Regions from separate parts of the Mus musculus genome. Here region 1 is linked to region 2. A link is a loop called in an ENCODE intact Hi-C map of the cell type or tissue named here. Cell type or tissue: left cerebral cortex. All regions are shown on one strand. Links, peaks and the distances in the headings refer to the core of each region. The heading gives the core; the rest is flanking DNA.

Region 1 (2,500 bases), core at 1-2,500, 86 kb before region 2:
TGGTGATTTAAATGAGAATGTGCCCCCCCCCCCTTCGCGTGCATATGTTTGAATGCTGTTGGAACTGTTTGGGAAGGATTAGGAGGTGTGGCCTTGTTAGAGGAGATCTGTAACTAGCATGGGCTTTGAGGTTTCAAAAGCCTGTGCTCTCCTCTCTGCTTTGTGCTTGTGGATCGGATGGAATCTCTCAGCTACTGCTCCAGTGCTATGCGGGCCTGCCTGCTGTCATATTCTCCACCATAATGGAGAGGGTCATGGACTCACCCTCTGACATTGTTAAGCAAGCCCCCAAAGGAAATGCTTTCTTTTATAAGTTATAAGAAAATGGTGCCGGGCAGTGGTGGCGCACGCCTTTAATCCCAGCACTTGGGAGACAGAGGCAGGTGGATTTCTGAGTTCGAGGCCAGCCTGGTCTACAGAGTGAGTTTCAGGACAGCCAGGGTTATACAGAGAAACCCTGACTCAAAAAAACAAAAAACAAAAAAAAAAGAAAGAAAGAAAGAAAGAAAGAAAGAAAGAAAGAAAGAAAGAAAGAAAGAAAGAAAGAAAGAAAGAAAGAGAGGGGGGAGGGAGGGAGGGAGGGAGGGAGGGAGGGAGGGAGGGAGGGAGGGAGGGAGAAAGGAAGGGAGAGAGAGAGAGAGAAAGAAACAGGCTCCGCTATTGGCCCCCGTGCCTTCTATCCTATAAACTTTCCAGCACAAACAAGCTTCAAATGAAGCCAGCTGAATACAGCACCCATATAAGGCTTAGAAAATTTGTATTTGTTTTGTGATTAGTCTTTTACTATGAATTCTACACACACTCTTTCTTAGTATGTGATGTCTAGAGGTTGAAGCTGGCCCTTGATATCTTTCAGTGATTCCATGAAAACTCAGGCCAGTTTTCATCTTTGCCAACTAGATCTACGTGTCCCCTTGTAGGGGACATCTAGGACATGGAGCTTAGTCACCCAAAATTCTTTCTAAAGAAGTTAGAACCAGGCCAAGTGTGGTGACACACACCTTTTATCCCAACACTTGGGAGGCAGAGACAGGTAGATCTCTGTGTGAGTTTGAGGCCTGCCTGTCTAGATAATGAGTTCAAGGACAGCCAGGTACACATAGTGAGACCCTGTCTCAACCAAGCAAACACACTCACACAAAAAGAAGTCTGAACACCCACGGATAGAGATGGTGTTGTCTCTGATGACCACTAGATGGCGCCAGACACTTGGCTTTGTTTTCTCCATAAGGTGGATGACTACCTAAACAGGGCATTTACTTAGCCAAGCACTAGGTGGGAATTTATTCAGCATGGGGACAGAGCACTGTGAACATAGCAATCATCCATTCAGTCCCTGAGGTTAGACCTTGCCTTATGAGCGAGGTGACAACAGGCAATAAGCAAAGGAACCATATGTCCAGTGGAGGTAAATTATAGGAAGAATGTAATAAAGCGCTCGGGGCAGGGATGATTTAGGGAGGGAGGAAGAGTGCTATGTTGTTTTATACAAAGTAGTCAAGAAAGCATGCTGATGACCTGTCATCTGAGCAAAGGTTTGCAACAAAATAAAGAATGGAGTCATGCCTGTGTCTGAGGACAGAAAGTTTTCGGCAATGGTCCTGAGCAGAGTTCACACAGTGTGTTCAGGAACTTGCATTATCATAGCATACTGTCCCATTTTACAGATGAAGAAGCAGAGGCTAAGGTAAAGGAGGTTGGTGGCCTGTGGAGCCCAGAGATGGAAATCAATATGCTTCTTCAAGACAGAGACAGCCTGGCTGGAGCCCAGGGAGGAGTGGACATCCCCACATACCATCATGATCATGACCCTTCCCCTCACCTGTGAGGCAGAGGCACAGCACCCCCAGTGCTGTGCGCACACACACACCCACACTGGGGCCACCCCATCCTCGAAGCATCTTCCTGTGAGACAGCTGACAGCTGGGCTCTCCGTGGCGAATGGCTGCTCCTGCCCGTGGAAGAGGAAGAGGGGCCTTTGTCTCGAAGTTCCTCCAAAGGCCTCAGGATCATCCAAATCCAAGTGGGAAGAGGCCAGGCGGCCAGCCAGACAAAGCCGATGAGCTTGGGGTCCAGGCTGTACCAGGTCACTTTGGCTGATGGGAGAAATGGGACAGTAAAGGGGTAGACTTTAGACAGACTTAGGGTTCAACTTGAAACGTCTACTCAACTACTAAAGGTAGCCAGGAGCCACTGAGGGTTCTGGAATAAAGAAACCACATTGTCAGGGCTACTTCGATAGCATGTGCAGGGTAGATGAAAGGGGCCAGCCGAGTGATAAGGCAGGAAGAGATCACAGTGACAGTATCTGAGAGCATAGGACACGGGAAGGCAACTGTCAAGACACTTGGTTCTGAGACCTGGTTATTGGGGCAGGAAATGTGGAGCCTTTTGTCCAAGGCATGTTAGGTTAGGAGCATGTGTGCAGAAACCCCAGGACAGAGCCCTAGCTAGGAGTAGCAGAAATGTAAGGATGTGGAGTCTGGGAGAGACATCTGCT
Region 2 (7,924 bases), core at 2,485-4,984:
TACTGAATGGAAGATAACTATTATCCTGTTGTCAGAATTGAAAATTAGTTAGAATCAGTTTGTTAATTGAGGGAATTTTAAGATTTGTTCTATCATAAGATAATAAAGACACTAACTTTATAAGCGGAAATGTTACATGGGTTAGAAAGTCATTAAGACATTACATTTTCCAAATACCTTGTGACTTCTCCATCCGTTCTCTTCCCTCCTCTGAACTATATAAAAAGAAGCAGTTTCAGAAGAGGGAGACAGTTCTATCCTTAAGAGTTAGAACTATTCTTTATAAAATGATGAGGGACTCTTCTGTGGAAATATATCCTAGAAGTAGCCAGATATAGGGAAATGGGAAATCAGTCATGGGTGTCTGAGTAGGGGTTGGGGGAGGGAAAGAGGCACATACCTCTTAATGTGGATGGGGAAAGGTGATTGGTTGAGACTTCACCTGAAAGACAACATTTGATCCAAAGTAGAAAAAAACCTAAATCTGGGAAAGGATAAAACTCAAGCAACATAGTCCTGATTATAATGTGGAAAAAGTTCTTTCAAGATAAGCCTACCAGAAAAGATTCAATGTGAATAATAAATTTTCTGCTTAATGTATTCTATTTAACTAATTGTAGGTTATTTTTGTAGACAGATGTTATCTTAAGATATCCAAGCCCAGAATAGAACCAGAAAGACATGTCTTTAACTTGCATTAAGGTGAAGGTTTTGGGGTCTAGGAGGCATTGGGAATTATGGGACAGAAATAGGAAACTTAGTTAGATGTACTTTATAGGGCTATTTTTGCCACTGATAGTAATTTTGGCCTTGGACATGTCATTTTACTTTTCTAGCCCATAAAAGAGGAATAAACCTTGTAGTTTTAAGTTTCTAGGAGCCCATATACCAAGACATACTACACTCTAGCATAATTGTATTGTCTTGCAGTGCAATGTGTTTTAAAGTGCAATTCTAAAAAGGTTGTTATGGGAATAAATATGGGCTGGAGAAAAGAGTCAGTGGTTCTTTAAGAAGTTACACTTCTCAAAAATTTAAAGAATGCAAGAGTCTTCCAATGGGAAGTTTACTTTTAAATCTAGTATCTTTTCTAGGAAATGGCTGTGGTCAGTTTGCTATAGTTTAGCAGATTCCATTGTGGGAACAACTGTATATGTATTATGTGTTGCTTTTCCAAGGTCCAGTGGCTCCGTAAGGAGTCTGTTACATAAATGACACACTGCCTTTGCATTCAGAACTGCAAGGCAGAGTTCCATTTTCTTATAGATGCTGAATTGGCTGGTGGTTCTTACTTCATAAAATTGTGGTATTGAAAATGTAAGTGGATTGTTGCCAGTGCAAGCACATGTAATACTCCCATTCTTTCACGTCTAGGCCAGCTGGTCTTCAGGCTGTTGTCTGCGCTAGTGGTCATTTGCTTATAATCATTGTTTTTCCTTTTTTTAACTTCCACCAAAGTGGTAAAGTGAAAGTCCCAGTGTAGTCCTGTCTGCCTTCCCTCTTCTTCTAGTCTCCCCACCCTACCCCATTTAACTCTCAGGCCAGGGCTACAAAACAATGGAAAACTATGGCACTCTGTCATTATGTACTCTAATTACAGAACCAAGAATTGTCACCAGTGAAGAGGTCATTATTCGAGAAAGCCTCCTTCCTGTCACCCTGCAGTGTAACCTCACTTCCAGCTCTCACACCCTTATGTACAGCTACTGGACAAGGAATGGGGTAGAACTCACTGCCACCCGTAAGAATGCCAGCAACATGGAGTACAGGTGAGAACTAACACTCTTGGGAACAAAGGAGAGAGTATGTACATAATCCTTCATCATTAGCAATTCACATTTATATGATGAAATTATGAGTATGAAAATGTTAATTAAAGGATACATTGTGGAGCTAGTGAGATGGCTCAGCAGGTAACGGTGCTTGCCACCAGGAATCCACATGGTGGAAGGGAAGAATCAACTGTGGCAGGTTGTCCTGCGTGCATGTGTGGTGCATATACTAAATAAACTTTTTTTTTTAACAAAAGAGAGATACTGGGTGTGATGGTATATATCTTTTTTTTTTTTTTTTTTTTTTTTAATTATTAAATGTAAGTACACTGTAGCTGTCTTCAGACACTCCAGAAGAGGGCGTCAGATCTCGTTACGGATGGTTGTGAGCCACCATGTGGTTGCTGGGATTTGAACTCTGGACCTTTGGAAGAACAGTCGGGTGCTCTTACCCACTGAGCCATCTCACCAGCCCGGTATATATCTTTAATCCCAGCACTTGGGAGGCAGAGGCAGGGAGATCTCTGTAAGTTCTACAGAATGAGTTCCAGTACAGCCAGAATCATGTAGAAGACGGTGTTTCAAAAAGCAAAACAAACGAAAGAAGGGTGGGGTGGGTGGGAGACAGAGAGACAGACACACACACACAGACACATTATGAATTATTTTGTTACAGTAACTTGAACTGGTTCCTAAGCTGGTTTCTATGCTTTTTCTAAAGGTCTTTCGTATCTTATCCTCATTAGGAATTTACATGTACATGTTGAAAAGATGAACTTGAGAATGTTTCTATTAAAAATTCAGTATGATCTCATTATTTCAGTGAACTGAACTCTCCCAAATTCTGTACTTTGATTTGAGATGCATTTGGCCCTCTCCTGGTGTGTGTGGGTGGTGTCTGTGTGTGTGTGTGTGTGTGTGTGGGTGTGTGGGGGTGTGTGTGTGTGTGTGTGTGTGTGTGTGTGTGGGGGGGGGTGTGTGGGTGTGTGTGTGTGTGTGTGTGTGTGTGTGTGTGTGTGTATGTGTGTGTGGTTGGAGGGAGATAGATAAGAGATAGGGTCTCTTTATTTAGTTTGTAGTTCTGGTGTCCTGGTACTCTTTACATATAGGGTGGGTTCCAACTCACAAAGACCCTCCTGCTTCTGCCTCCTCAGTACTGGGATCAAAGACATGTACCACCACATTTGGCCTTGGCCCTCTCCTTGATAGTCTAGTCTGCTATATTTGAGGCAAAGCTAGGAATCTGTCAAAGATTTCTCAATGATTCTAGTGGGCAGTCATTGTTGAGAGCCATAGATGGTCCTGAAACTGCTATAATTAAAAAACTGAAAACAAAAGAGTCATTTGCTCATGGAATCAGTATTAGTTAATGGCTGAGTCACAGAATACAAGCCTTTTGACTTATTTCAGTAGTTTGAGAAGCAAATTGAAGTCAGCTTTGAAACTGGAACAAGGGATCTTTCCTATGGGTAGATGTCTTCTAAGACTAAAGTGACCATAATCTGATCAGAACCAGTCCATACAGTGGTCTTTAGTGATCTGGGGGTGAGGTTGGTAGCCTAGACATAGTCTCTGAGTAAAGGAGGATATTTGCTGGTCTGAGTTATCTGGAACCCCAATGATATGGGGCCTTTTAGAGTATTGAAAACTTTTGGCAGCTCATCTTTTAGAAAAGTTTGCACAGTGATCTCAAAAAGGATCAGCTAATCCTGCTTGGCAGAATAATATAATATAAAGAAATTATACTGAAGGGAGACCAGGAAAGCCTTTGGACTTAGCAACAAAAACATTCTGCAGCATCATGAAGATTTTTGTGCCCCTAATTTAATTGATCTGCATGAGTTTGTAAGTTCTCATCCTGTTTTTATTTTTTATTTTTTTTATTTTTTTATTTTCCTGATCAGGAAATTAAAGCTTAGAAAGTAGTAGGTCTTGGCTGCCTTTAAGGTCAAATACTATAGTATATTTCAGCACCAGTGTTAGATTCCACAACTACTTTGAATTGTTTCTGTAATGCTTTCCTTCCCTTCTATACCTTACCACAAAGTGGCAGCTTAATCTCTCTCTACTGTGGTTTCTTCTGATGCTAAATTGAGAAGGTAGCCTCAGCAGTATTTTCATAGTTTGGAAAGTGGTAATGGGTTGGAGTTGTTGGGTGGTATTTATTTTTACTTCTGGTCTGTCCATTCATTTTATAGATTCTTTAAAAATGTATATGCATGATTCCTTTTATAAATGCACAACAGAAGAGGGAATCAGATTACATTACAGATGGTTGTGAGCCACCATGTGGTTGCTAGGAATTGAATTCAGGACCTCTGGAAAATCTCTCCAGCTCCAATTTTTTAAAATTAATTTTAAAAAATTTTTATGTGTATTGGTATTTTACCTGTACGAGGGTGTTGAATCCTTTGAAAATGGAGTTCAGATAATTGTGAGCTGCTATGTGGGTGCTGGGAATTGAACCTAGGATCTCTGAAAGAGCTGTCAGTGCTCTTAACAATTGAGCCATTTCTCCAGCTGCCTCCCCTCCCCATACCTTTTTTTAAAAAAATAATACCTTTTTCAAGGAAGCAAGCATCCAGTCTGCTTGACTTTTATCTACTGTGTCTTTGCTATTGTCCCCCCCCCCCCCCCCCCCCCAGTTTACTTGATGGTCTCCAGGCTATGGATTAGAGTTTAGACATTCTTGGGGTACTCAGGCAGTTGGCCATTGAACCAGATTCAGAAGCCTGTTCTGCCTACTCTGTAGGAAACATTTTCTGTTTGTTTCAATTTCCTTTCCAGTAATCAGTCCAAGGAAATGAATGGTTTTGGAAAATTGTAAACACATAGGCATGTCCTCGAATTTGGGAGGTGTGTGTGTGTGTGTGTGTGTGTGTGTCTGTGTGTCTGTGTCCGTCCGTGTCCCTAAGTATTTCTTATGGAACTTAGAGTCAGGCAAACCCTGAAGTGTATGGCTGTTGATCATTCCTTAAACTCTGAACTACTTAAGAACAGCTGATTTGTGTGTGTCTTCCTTTTGAAAGCATAGATTCAAGGTGGTAGGATATTTGTGTCATGTTGAGAAGACAGCCTGACTGTTTCTTTTAGAATATTGTGAGGACATAGAAATGCTGAGCCAGTTCTTATTTGTGGTTTCTTACCTTGTGTTTCTTTTTTTTCTTTTCTTTTTTTAATAATGAACAATATAATGGGTTAATTCATTGGGCCAGTAAGTGGTTAATATTAGGAGTTTTCATTAAACGTTAGTTTCTGCAGTAGAGATGTGGATCTTTTAAATGATGTTCAGAAGAATATTTTGAAGCTATCTCTGTATTAATATTTATCCTCTAATCTGGGGCAGTTGATTTTTTTTTTCTTTCTTCAGTTACCAATGCCTGTCTCTATGTCTGTCTGTCTGTCTGTCTGTGTGTCTGTCTCTGTGTGTGTGTCTGTGTGTGTGCAGGAGGAAGTGTATTGAGGCTGTGGGGGTTGTCATCAGCTGTGAGCCTTGAGAGGAACTAATATCCTGACCACACATTCTTCTTAAACTAATTTCTTTACTTGGTCTGGGTCCACACCCACTTGTTTGTTCTGCCTTTGTTCATTCACTCACTCGTTTCCTCATTGCTTCACTGTAGTATGTGTACCAGTTAAACAGTGTCTACTGCCATACAACATGGTCTGTTGTAGAGACAGACATCAGTCAATATGATAAACACGTGGATACAAATTCTGCAGTGTGAGAGTAATAGGGGAGGAGGAAATTTAGATGATGTGACATGTGAACTCAGACATGACAAAAAGGCTTCAGTATGCTGTGTAATGGGAGGAACAGTATAGGAACATTCTATGGAGATTTTGAGGTGGAAACAAGTTTGTCACATTGCAAGTACCTTGTAGAGCTAGAATATGGTCCCTTCTTGTCTCCTGTTTGATTTGCCTTCTGTTGCCCAGTTAACTCATTTCATTTCTTTTCCCTTATCTCTGCAGGATCAATAAGCCAAGAGCTGAGGATTCAGGCGAATACCACTGTGTATATCATTTTGTCAGCGCTCCTAAAGCAAATGCCACCATTGAAGTGAAAGGTACAGCCTATCAAAGGCTTCTTCTGAAATACTTCTTTACTCTGAATGACTGTTTTTTAAAAATTCTTATTTCCATTTTGAGAAGCAATGTAATTTATAGCTAAAAATGACAGGATTAGAAACCTAGCTGCCTAGTTCTAAATACCAACTCCATTGTGTACTAACTGTATAACTTTTTAAGTTCCTTCTATGCTTCCATTCCTTTATTTGTAAAATAAGGACATCAATATCACTACATGATACATCTGGTGGGAGCATTAATTATAGTACACTTACTATATAAAATTACTGTTTGACATGTCAAAATGTTTAAGTAGTAGCATCTTATATGATCCAACATTGTATAAGTTCTTTTTTTTTTTTTTTTTTTTTAAATATTTATTTATTTAATGTAAGTACACTGTAGCTGTCTTCAGATACTCCAGAAGAGGGCATCAGATTTCATTACGGATGGTTGTGAGCCACCATGTGGTTGCTGGGATTTGAACTCGGGACCTTTGGAAGAGCAGTCGGCGCTCTTAACCACTGAGCCATCTCACCAGCCCGTATAAGTTCAGAATCTTATAGGTATGACTATTTAGGTCTTAGTTGAGCCTGGCCATATTTGTGAAAGTACATTGTGCAAGGTTAATTAATATAAAGGTATTTGTTTTTAAGGAAATCTTGTGGGTGTGTGGCATCTTAAAGATGAGGCTATAGCAGAGAGTTTCACAGGCAAATAGAACTATACAAATTGTAGCTACCTAATAACACTAATCTTAGTTTTCATGCGTGATTCACAAGGAGAAGTGGAGACCCCCAAAAGTGAAACCATTGTGTCCTGTAATAAGTTTATGTCGGGGCTAAGCTAGAGCCCAGGTTTTGATTATTCAATATAGTACTTTTTCCATTGTTATGATGTCTAAGAGGATGTTTGAGGTACTGCTTAGGAAACCAGGTTTTTATTTATTTTGTTGAGAAAGGACTATAGAAAGACAAACTTGTGCTAGAAGGACAGATTTGGGGGAAAAGAAAGGTCCAAGCAGTTACTTAGCTCTTCCTTAAAATATTTGGAAGATTAAAAATGCAGATTGAAGAGTTGGTCATATTTAGCATTCTCTGTGTATGAAGGGAAAGAACTGTTATGGTGATACAGTCCTGACTTATGAGGTAATAAAGGCATAAATTCTGAGTTGTGGAGTTCCAGGGTATACCGCAGATCACAACAGGCCAGGACTTGTTGCTTTTAATTCCTTTCTGCTTTTGGAGAGTGCCGAATTTGTTTAACATGAGGATGAAAAGTGTTGGAAGACGTCTTTCTCTATGTCAGTAGTGGACCTTCCCAACTGTAAGTAGTGAGCTGAGTTGTGTGAGGAAACTTTGACTCCTTAGTTGAAGCCCTGTGTCATTCCTGCTGAGCTCTTGGTACAGTCCTAAGTAGTATGGGACAGGATAAGTTTGCTTGTTTACTTATTTGAATAATTAAATAAAATTGCAGGTACTGAATAACTGCCATCTTAATGGTTTTGGCAATTGTGATTTATAAGCAGCACTTAAAGTGCAAAAAAAGTTTTTTTCCTTTGTTTAGCTGGCTTAGATGTAGGGTTCAGGGCTGATGAGATGACTAAGTTGTTAAAAGTGCTTGCTGTGCAAAGCTGGTGACCTGTTTCAACCCCTAAAACCCAGATAAAGTTAGAAAGTGCACTAGCTCTGGTTATTCTCTGACCTCCACATGCTCACCAGGCTCCCAGTAGCAACTTATAGTAACTAAAGCTTTGTTTGTTGTTTTGTTGTTTAAAGAGGGTGGGATTTAACAGTCCCAGGGGTATACTTTATATTTCTGTGGCAGATGTAAAGCAGTAGTGAGGAGGGGCAAAACAGAGAGGGCTGCTGGCTTAGTATTTTAAGACAGAAGTTACAATTTGTATATTTTGGGGAGTGGCTCAGTAAAGTAAGTGTTTGCTATGAAAGCATGAGGATCCAAGTGTGACTCCCCAGAACTCACATTCCCCGGGCAGTTACAGCTCTCCAGAGACAGACAGAGACAGAGGCAGGAGGATCCCTGGGCTTTGATCCTGTCTTAAAAAATTATGTGAACAATTA

Evidence for each region. Hi-C counts contacts between places; a loop is a spot of excess contacts. Peaks named below come from ENCODE experiments on the same cell type or tissue, not always from the same donor. Only the 100,000 strongest peaks of a DNase experiment are listed, where the experiment ranks them.
Region 1: it touches region 2 in a loop (2.6-fold over the local background); 2 of 42 quality-filtered maps call a loop at or near these places.

What each region holds. Positions count from the first base shown.
Region 1 is chr9:58,538,845-58,541,344 of GRCm38, forward strand. Cd276 (CD276 antigen) reads right to left here. Exons shown (of 8, transcript NM_133983.4): 2 at 1,823-2,096. The coding sequence starts at 1,901. Among named protein-coding and RNA genes, the nearest start is that of Gm51678, 14 kb to the left of the region's middle. In left cerebral cortex, for the core only: a CTCF peak has its summit at 1,202 (motif pointing right); a DNase peak (open chromatin) is centred at 1,217.
Region 2 is chr9:58,622,087-58,630,010 of GRCm38, forward strand. Nptn (neuroplastin) reads left to right here. Exons shown (of 9, transcript NM_001357751.1): 3 at 1,601-1,769; 4 at 5,748-5,842. Among named protein-coding and RNA genes, the nearest start is that of Nptn, 44 kb to the left of the region's middle. In left cerebral cortex, for the core only: no CTCF peak of the experiment used is centred there; a DNase peak (open chromatin) is centred at 3,964.